Linked DNA regions of Homo sapiens: region 1 is linked to region 2. A link is a loop called in an ENCODE intact Hi-C map of the cell type or tissue named here. Cell type or tissue: heart left ventricle. All regions are shown on one strand.

Region 1 (5,000 bases), 44 kb after region 2:
CTACCACCTTCCTGCCCTTCTTGGCTGCATTGAAAAGTTTGGATGTTAGGCCTCAGGATGATGGGATCCATTTAGCGTTCAATGGCACAAGTGAAGACCTGATCTGATTTACAATTTAGAAGAATGTAGGGTCTCAAATGACACAAGTTCAGCATATAGTAGCTGAAAATCTAACTCAGCTTTGGCCCTCAGGAAAGAGGCTGTGTGGCTGGATCATGTGAGAGAAGGGCAATGGACATGGCAGTTTCCCCCGAGACAAGAGACCTCCCCGGGGGCACGTGCTCTGCCTCTGGTTCTTTGAAAGGCAACTAAGTTCTCTCTGCTTCCTTGGCAGAATAGAATCAGGGGATGCAAGTTACAATGAGAGATACTCGGGCAGATATTGCTGAGGGTCAGAGCTTCCAAGGGGGCAGATGGTGCAGGGCACCTCTTAGGGAGCGCTTCTGAAGTCTCCTCATCTCTGAGATTTGGCGTTGCAGATTTTACTTGAGTATGTGGCCTGATGGCTGGCTTTTATGTTTGTATGCTTTTGAGACAAGGTCTCCCTCTGTCACTCAGGCTAGAGTGCAGTGGCACAATCACGGCTCACTGCAGCCTCAACCTCCTGGGCTCAAGTGATTCCCCCTGCCTTAGCCTCCCGAGTAGCTGGGACTACAGGCACCTGCCACTACATCCAGCTAATTATTTTATTTTTTTGTAGTGATGAGGTCTCCCTATGTTGCCCAGGATGGTCTTGAACTCCTGGGCTCAAGTGATCCGCCTGCCTCAGCCTCCCAAAGTACTGAGATTACGGGCGTGAGCCACGGTGCCCAGCCTCCTGCTTTTACTTTCGATCCAACTGGTGGCCTGATTTCTTTCCAGTTGCCCAATTTCAGGGGGCTGGGCTGGCATCTCAGGCCAAAAGGGCTGAAAGGGTCTCTCTGTGGCTGCAGTGACCTGGAGAAATCGGTGGAGAAGATCCAGAGAGACGTGTCCCACAACCACCGGCTGGTGCCCGGCCCTGAGCTGGAGGAGAAGGCACTGGTGCTGAAGCAGCTCGGGGAGACGCTGACAGAGCTCAAGGGTGGGTCTGGGGCCTGCGAATGCAGCACGTTGTTCAGGGTGGGGAAGTCTGCCATACTCCAGCCACCATCCTCTCCTCCCAGTCTGTGGTGCTCCCTCTGGCCCCAGCTCATGCCTTCCTGTCTCCTCAGCTCACTTCCCGGGCCTGCAGAGCAAGATGCGGGTGGTGCTGCGCGTGGAGGTGGAGGCGGTGAAGTTCCTGAAGGAGGAGCCCCAGCGCCTGGATGGGCTCCTCAAGCGCTGCCGCGGGGTCACGGACACGCTGGCCCAGATCCGAAGGTCATTCTGTCCCTGACCTCTGATTTCCCATGGGTTCACACACCGGGCCCAGACCCATAGGTCATACTGAACCCTTACCCCAACTCCCCCAAAGGTCACTGGCGTGCCGACTGGACTGGCACCTCAGCTCTGCCCTGTGACCCCTGCATGCTGTAGACCTGGCTTCCTCTTATACCAGGGGCAGTCACTCCTCCCCAGGCCCTCCCACAGCATCCCAGAGCCTGCCTCCCACCCCACCTCCCTCAGAGCAGCCTTCCTGCAGAAGGGTCACCACCTGCTGGCCTCACAGCTGCTCCCAACTCTCCCAACCCCAGGCAAGTGGATGAGGGTGTGTGGCCACCCCCCAACAATCTCCTGAGTCAGTCCCCCAAGAAGGTGACGGCAGAGACTGACTTCAACAAGAGCGTGGACTTCGAAATGCCACCCCCCAGCCCCCCGCTGAACCTGCATGAGCTGAGCGGGCCAGCTGAAGGAGCCTCTCTTACCCCCAAGGGGGGCAACCCCACCAAAGGCCTGGACACTCCTGGCAAGAGAAGCGTGGACAAAGCTGTGTCTGTTGAGGTGCTGGGGCCAGGGATTGTGGGTGGGGCCATGAGCCAGGTTCACACATTCTTACGACCATCCTTCCTAGAGTGGGGAGTGCCAATCCTGTGGGTCTTTTTCCTTGGGGGAGGAGGGCCAGTGCCCTAATGGAAGCCTAAGAAGCATAATGAGGGTGACATTAGCCCTCCTAGACAGAAAGCGTATTATAAAGCTACAATAATCAAAGCAGTATGATGTTTGCCCAAGAATAGACTATGTAGTCAGTGAAACAATAGAATGCCCAGAAATAGATCTAAGTTTATCACGAATGTAGTATATAATGAGGGTGGCATTCCTACCCATGGGGATGCCATGTGATACCCACGAGAAGTCAAAGTGTCTTCCTGGAGGTGGGATCAAATATGAGGCTTCGTTTTCTATTCCTTGCCTACGTGGCTTGGGGGAGGAGGCTGAGGCCCCAGAGGTCCTGGAGCAGGAGAGCTACCTCAATCCTGACTCCTGGCTCCCTGTTAAGGCTGCAGAGCGAGACTGGGAGGAGAAGCGGGCAGCCCTGACCCAGTACAGTGCCAAGGACATCAACCGGCTGCTGGAAGAGACACAGGCAGAGCTGCTCAAGGCCATCCCTGACCTGGACTGTGCCAGCAAGGCCCATCCAGGCCCGGCCCCCACTCCAGATCACAAGCCCCCCAAGGCCCCCCACGGCCAGAAGGCAGCCCCCCGAACGGAGCCCAGTGGGAGGAGGGGCTCAGGTATGGGGAGTAGTAGGGCTGGTAAGGAGCCCAGCGTGGGGGAGTGCCCTCCTCAGGAGCCCAGGCTGATGGGGGAGGCACTGGGATCTCAAGATCATTGTGGTTGGGCTGCCACACAAGGGAGGCCCTGGGACATCGGCTGCCACTAAAGGGAGACTGGGACCCAGAAGGACAGGGCAAGCTGGACTCCATCCCGGCATTTCCCACTGTCCTGGGAAGGGAGCCACTGAGAGGACCAGGCAGGGAGCAAGTCCAGGCAGAGTCATCCGCCTCCACGGCTTGGCTGGGCACATGCCCCAAACCAGGCTGTGTTGAGGGCGGGTTGAGCGCTGATACTGCTGATACTGACACAGTTCCCATGGTCCCCAGCCTGAGTCACGGTCCCGGGAGTGGCAGAAATCCAGACCAGAAGTGGCAGTCATCATTCCTTCATTTTATTCATTCCTGCAATGCATATTGGTTAAGTACCTACTGTGTGCTAGGTGCTGGAGATACGGAAATAAGACAGGGCTTGCTTTAAAAGAGCTCAAAATTTAGTGGGGGGAATAACACTGACATTTGTGTTTATCAAGCACTTACTCTGTGATAAGAACTGTTCCATTGCTTTTACTGTAGTCATCCTTATAATTTTATTTTTATTTTTTATTTATTTATTGTTTTTGAGACGGGGTCTGTCTCTGTCGCCCAGGCTGGAGTGCAGTGGCGCTATCTTGGCTCACTACAAGCTCCGCCTCCTGGGTTCTCGCCATTCTCCTGCCTCAGCCTCCCGAGTAGCTGGGACTACAGGCGCCTGCACCACGCCCGGCTAATTTTTTTGTATTTTTAGTAGAGATGGGGTCTCACCGTGTTAGCCAGGATGGTCTCGATCTCCTGACCTCGTGATCCGCCCACCTTGGCCTCCCAAAGTGCTGGGATTACAGACTTGAGCCACCACGCCTGGCCTCATCCTTATAATTGTATAACAAGCTCAGGAGGCAGACACGGTAGTTATTCCCATTTTACAGAGAAGGACATAGGCTCAAAATGATTAAGAAATCTGTGCCGGACCATGCCTAGTATGTAAACCAGAAATAGAATGCAAGTGCTAAATGTAATAGCAGAGGTGAATGCCGGTACTGTGCAGTCCTGGCGGAGGCCCTAGGAGGGCAGGAAGGCTTCCCTAAAGATGTGACTTTTCACTGAAATCTTGCAAATGAGTGGGCACTTCCCTAGCTAGTGAGAGCGGGTACTCCAGGGTGAGGGAACAGCGTGTGCAAACGCCTGAAGGTGTGTGTGTGGCATGGCCTGAACAGGGTCCAGCCTGGGGAGCAGCAAGCAGAGCTGAGGCTGAAAGCTTGGCAGGTGCAGAGGTGCTGGCCTAAGGAGCTTGGACATGGTTTGGGGTGATGGGGAGCCACTGCAAGATCAAAGGCAGGGGAATGGCTAGAGTGACCTCTCTGCAGGTTACCCCGGAAGCAGGGCTGGAGGACAAATTGGGGGAGAGGAGAGCCCAGTGGGAGGGGCCAGGATCCCTGGAGGAGAGATGGAGAGCTGAGCCGAGGCAAGGGTGAGGGGCAGTGGGAAGGAGGTGGTTAGAGCAGCGCCTCTCTAACTTGAATGTGTGTCCGTCACCTCAGGATCTGTTCAACCAGATCCTGGTTTAGCAGCCCAGAGGTGGGGCCTGAGCTGCAGTTCTGACAAGCTGCCAGGCGCTGCCAGTGCTGCTGGTCCACAGACAACACTTGGAGTAGCAAGAGTGCTGTCAGGAGAGGGACAGGGCTTGGGGCTTGTGTGCAGGAGAGGTAAGAGAAGGAGGGGCCCTGTGTTCTTGCCCCCAGGCTTTCCTCTCACCTCCTCCTGGTCCTCCCTGGAGGAAGAAGCAAGGTTTATCCCCTTCAAGTTAGATGTAGTGCACTGACTCCAAGGTTGCAGGCCTGCTGACCCCCAGCCCCTTGGTGCCTGCAGATGAGTTGACCGTGCCCCGATACCGCACAGAGAAGCCCTCCAAGTCGCCCCCACCGCCCCCTCCCCGCCGGAGCTTCCCCTCCTCCCATGGCCTGACCACCACACGTACCGGAGAGGTGGTGGTCACCAGCAAGAAGGACTCGGCCTTCATCAAGGTACCACTCCCACCTCAGACAGAGGGCCAGGGGACTGAGTTAGGATGAAGCCTCAGATGACTTCTGGAGGCCCTCTGGGGTGGGAAAGAGACCCCTTTCTCAGAGAACATGGAAGGAAAGAGGGAGTGGCCGGTGGCGACTTTGTCCTGCTAGTTTGGGATTCTAGGTATGTGTATTTGCCTTAATTCCATGCCAGGCCCCTGTCTGTTGAGGGACACCCTGGCAGGGGTGTAGCAGCAGAAGTAGCAGACGAGAAGCTGGGGTACAT
Region 2 (5,000 bases):
CTATGGGAACTTCTGGTTGGTAAAACGTGAAGGGGCTTGTGCGGGGCTTCCTGGAGCTTCCTCTCTCCTGGAAGTGGGAGGGGCAGGAAGGGGCTATTAGAGAGGCAGAAGTCACCTAAAGATAAAGCTCAGGAAAACCTAGACCCACCTCTCTCCTTAACCTGATGGCTCACCCCCTCCTGGTCCACTGGCAGCCTGGGGTTAGAACAGTCTGCCTCCCACTCTTAGGACGAGGCAGAGCCGAAGAGAAATCTTCTCTTCTACCTTATTGCCCATAGGAGATAATTTCTTTAGGCAGAACTTCCCAGAGGCCACCAAAAGGAAGATAGCCAAAGACTGAGAGAGGGGTGGGAGTGGATAGGAGACAGTTTAGCTCCTGGGTCAAGAGCTTAGGGTCTACAGTCAGACAGCTCTGGGCTGCAATCGCAGCCCTGACAGTCATTTGCTGTGTGGTTTGGGGCAAGTTGCTTCACCTTTCTGAAGCTCAGTTTCTGTCTCTGTAGATCAAGAGCATTAACACTGGCTTCCTCACAGAGTGGGTAGTAGGATTATATGAGGTAATTTAGGCAGAGTTCCTGGCACATAGTAGACATTCAATAAATAGTCATATCTTTATCTTCCTCCTCTTCCTCTGTCTGACTGAATGATTGAATGGGGCCCACTCTCCACTGAGAAAAGGGCATACATAAGAAACCTCTTTAGATTTTTTGAAAACCCAGATCCTCACCTCAGCCTGTCTGGGGCTGGGCCCCTGGAGCTGCCACTTAGGGCTGGTGGTAAGAAGGAAGCTGGAGCTCCTAAGCCTTCACTTTTGTGCCTCCCACTGCCTCATCCAGGAAGTTCTCTGGGGCTAGACACATCAATGAGCATTCTTAATATTTTCTCCCAGTCCGTGTCCCAACAGCTGTTTCTCCCTGGGATGTCGATGTTTTAGGTAATCGGTGGGAAAATTGGAACCATGAGATTGGCAGGGGGCTCTGAGAATGCTTGTAGCCAGACGTGTTGTGGGTATGGATGGGTCTGAGCCAGCCCAGGGAGGGCTGTGCCTGAGTGGGTGCTGGCCACAGTGTCTCCCGGCAGGAAGGGTCTTAACTGCTGCATGCCCCAGGGTAAAAGGCTAATAGGTATTGCAGCATGAGGGAGGTGGAGTAGGTTTAGAAAGGACTTCTAACCTTTCTAAAGGGTGGGGCATGGTGGACAGCTGTAGGGGACCCTGCCATGGCAGGTTGAGGGTTGGGGGTGTGGAGGCAGTAGCTAGGTGAAGGACTTCAGGCAGGTCTGTGCTCCTAGCACAGTGTGAACCTATGAGTGCCTTTTGGGTGGGGAATGCCTGTCTCCTCTAACACAGGCAGGGGAAGCTGGGCATTCTCAGGGTTAGTGGGGAGTGGAGCAGATGGGGGTCTCGTAGGCTGGGGAGAGGGTTGTCACCAGGGGAATGATGGCAAGCCTCTCTGACCCTGAACCCATCAACCTTCCAGAATGGCATAACCTGGCATGAAGGAGGCAGGCGGGCTATCATTTGGGGTCTAGGTTGGGCACCTCAGTAAAGTGTCTGCCCCTGTTTCTGGGTGGAGAACCAGGCATGGCTTGTTGGCTGTCTGTCCTGGGAACCCAGTTCTGGGGACCCCATGTTTTCTGTGTTGTCCTGCTGTTTGTCCCCCTGTCTGTCTCCCACCAGTGTCTCTACCCCCTCAGTCCCTGCTCTTCCTATGACACCCAATCTCTATCCTGTCTGCCCTGGGGGGCCCCAAAGGGAGAGCTCCTAAGGCTCTGCCTTGCTCTGTACCTGCTTCACCTCCCCCAACCCCATGGCCCATGGCCCTGCCCCTGACCTAGCCCACTTTGGGAGCCCCTGCCCCGGCCCCCTCCTCTCTCCAGCTCCTCTGCAGCCGGGCCTTTCTGGGCATTCATTCACGACTTTCCTCCTTTCCTGTCCCTCACCCAGGGCTCCAGCGTGCGGCGGGAGGGAAGCCTCCAGGACTCTGTTCCCTCTGTTTAAAGTCTCCAGGTTAGTAAGCCAGGAGGAGGGAGGCCCCCCACGATTCCTCCTCCTGCCAGCTCTCCAGCTCTCCGTAGTCAGATGCTCCTCCCCAGCCTGGAGGGCCAGAAACGGAGAGGGGGCTATCCCTGGTGGGCCCAGCCTTTGCCAGGGGAGGGGGCAGCAGATACCTGACTCTGGGGGGGGCACTTTGGCTGGTAGAGAACATGTCTGTATGTGCACGTGTGTGCATGTCAGTGAGTGTGCGTGTACAAGCACGCGTGCATGTACATGTGTGTGCAGGCTGCAAAGCCGCCATGTAAGCTAGGGCTGGGGTGAAGAGAAGAGGCGGGAATCCTCTGCTGAGGGGGCTTGTGGCCTGGGGAGAGGGGTCAGGAGCAAGGGGCACCTCTTATGGGGGGAAGCCCATGTTCCAGTGATGCCCAGAGGGTGGGGGATGGGAGAAGATGGGACCATTTTGTTTAGCTTACAGTCACATGCAAACTTGTGATCTCGTTTCATTTATTCAATTGTTTGCTTGTTTATCTATTCATCCATTTATTCAATAAAGACTTATTGAAGGCCAGGCGCGGTGGCTCACGCCTGTAATCCCAGCACTTTGGGAGGCCGAGGCAGGCGGATCATGAGGTCAGGAGTTCGAGACCAGCCTGGCAAACGTGGTGAAACCCTGTCTCTACTAAAAATACAAAAATTAGCTGGGTGTGGTGGCGGGTGTCTGTAATCCCAGCTACTCAGGAAGCTGAGGCAGGAGAATTGCTCGAACCCGGGAAGCAGAGGTTGCAGTGAGCCGAGATTGCGCCACCGCACTCCAGCCTGGGTAACAGAGCAAGACTCCATCTCGGGGTCGGGGCGGCGGGGAAAGACTTATTGAACACTTTCTCTGTGCCAGGCACTGGGCTAGGCTCAGAGTCTAACAGCAACCAAGGCAGATAGGTTCCTGGATGCTTTGCTTAAGTGTTGAGCAAGTAGAGGTTGAAGAGTTGGAAGATATCCTGGCTGTGGGGGCCTGTCCTCTGTCTATCTGCCCCTGTTCCCCCTGCTGGAAGCTGTTTTGTAACTTTATGTCCCTGTAGAGTGTCCTCTCATAATGTGCCCCTGCCAAGCAAGCAGTTACTTGGCCTCCAAGTCCCTAGTGACCTTGATGGCTAAGGGCAACATCATTAGGCTGCTCCTGAGGCTGTTTCAGAGGACATCAAACAGCCCGGCTGGAGGAGGGTGTATGGGCAGGGGAAGCCGCCCCCCAAAATCTGGGCCCAGGACCAGCAGCCTGGAGCATTGGACTTGAGAGTCAGCCTGCCCTGGGTTCAAACCCCCACTTCAGCCATTTCCTAGCTGTGTGAGCCTGGACGAGCCACTTTCCCTCTCTGAGCCTCAGTGTTTGTGCCTGTAAAGTGGTACAAGAACACCTCCCAGGCAGCATTGTTGAGAAGAGTAAAGAAAAAGTAGTGATGGGCCCAGACTTGGCCCACAGCAGGGGCTGCCTAATTGCAGGTGCCCTTTGCGTCCCCACCTGCTGCCCAGGGTTGGGCAGGCTGTACCCTGGGTACTATCTGGATGCTGCCCTGCCTTCTTAGGAGAGGGGCTATTTTCAGGTTCCACGTCCTCCAGCCCTTTTCCAGCTCTCTGAACTGCTATTCAGCTACAATCTGGGTGGGCAGCTGGGGGAGGCAGCTCTCCTTGCCACCGTGGCTGCCGCCGCCTTGATGGCTTTTTAATAACTTTGCTCTGAGACAATCTGCAGAGCGCTCATTTGTCTGCCTCTTAATTAAAATTACCGTTTTCCTAAAAGAGCAACGACACTGCTCCCCTCCCTCCCCCATCCTTGGCTGCTGCCGGGAGAAGCCAGGAGAACGCGGAGAGACTTGAGATTGGAGCCCTTTCCCTCCTTGCTCGCGTGAGTTACCCCCGCTTCCCTGCACAAACAGCAGAGGGGCCAAGGCTCAGCCTGCAGGGTGGGCTCAGGGGCAGTGAACCAGGCAGAGGGGGCCAGGGCAAGGGCCTCTGAGACCTGAATGTTCTTCTCTTTCACCCACCCTTTTCTGGAATACCCCCAGTGATGGGGAGCTCAGTACCTTACAAGACTTACTTTCTGCCTCCGTAAAAAGGTGAAGCAGCCCCGTCCTGGCTTTACCAGCCAGAGTGGAATAAGATGTGGATGGGTTTTGGAAAAGTGCTATGAAGGAGTATTGCAATGCCTAGTGAGGGTGTAGGGGGTGGGAGTCGGGAGGAGGCTACCATGGTAGTGGACACCGGGGTCAGCCCCTCACTGTTGACTCTGGTTTTGGTTAGAAGAGACCTGTGCTCCCTCTGTGGGCTTTCAGGGGATGGGGCTCATTTAGTCATTGCTGAGTTTTGAGAAAAAAAATCATCACTGGTAATAATGAAAACACTGATGGCCAGTATTTATTGGGTGCTTCCTGGGAGCCAGATGCTGGGTTGTGCATTGTACAAGTGTTAGTTCATTTCATCCTCACAACTGTCCTGTGAGCTCACTGCTGCTGACTGTTTTGTGGGGGAAGAGACGACAGACCTGAGGGGTTAAGTAGCATGCCTGAGGTCAGAGAGAGAGTCCCAGTCTCTAGCAGGGCAGCCTCAGCCCTACACCCTCCCTTCCCCTCCGCCTTCACCTGAAGCTTTGTATGGGTCTTGCCCCATTCCCTCGTGCCCCTTTTCCTCACTCTCTGCACTCTGGCAGCAGGGCTCCTCTGTGGCCCAGCGCCATGGAGAATTCACACTGAGATTCATCACCTTCCTCCCCAACCCTGTTCCTCCTGAGGAGTCCGTGCTGCAGCCAGGTGGGGGCCCCAGCAGCTCACCTTGGGTCTGGCCTCTTCCCTGTGGGCCTTTGCCTCTGTGGCTCAGCTCCTCTTCATCACCTCCCATTCCTGCTCCTCCCTGAAATGCCCTTCCCCAACAACCGCCTCTGGGCTCGCCCCTCCGATCTCCCAGAGCACTGTCAAACCTCTGGTGGCTCCTAATGTAACCTTTCTTGAACAATCAC

The links. Peaks named below come from ENCODE experiments on the same cell type or tissue, not always from the same donor. Only the 100,000 strongest peaks of a DNase experiment are listed, where the experiment ranks them.
Region 1: it touches region 2 in a loop (2.2-fold over the local background); 41 of 110 quality-filtered maps call a loop at or near these places.

Annotation. Positions count from the first base shown.
Region 1 is chr17:38,548,788-38,553,787 of GRCh38, reverse strand. SRCIN1 (SRC kinase signaling inhibitor 1) reads left to right here. Exons shown (of 19, transcript NM_025248.3): 12 at 933-1,063; 13 at 1,194-1,341; 14 at 1,656-1,902; 15 at 2,399-2,633; 16 at 4,578-4,732. Among named protein-coding and RNA genes, the nearest start is that of SRCIN1, 55 kb to the left of the region's middle. RefSeq lists a silencer at 2,846-3,055. In heart left ventricle, no CTCF peak of the experiment used is centred here; a DNase peak (open chromatin) is centred at 2,916.
Region 2 is chr17:38,593,075-38,598,074 of GRCh38, reverse strand. The region is part of intron 1 of SRCIN1 (SRC kinase signaling inhibitor 1); the gene reads left to right. It overlaps LOC124903992 (a long non-coding RNA gene), which reads right to left. Exons shown (of 2, transcript XR_007065741.1): 1 at 4,816-5,000; 2 at 4,375-4,529. Among named protein-coding and RNA genes, the nearest start is that of SRCIN1, 10 kb to the left of the region's middle. RefSeq lists enhancers at 4,294-4,793, 4,794-5,000. In heart left ventricle, no CTCF peak of the experiment used is centred here; no DNase peak of the experiment used is centred here; H3K27me3 peaks cover 4,225 bases.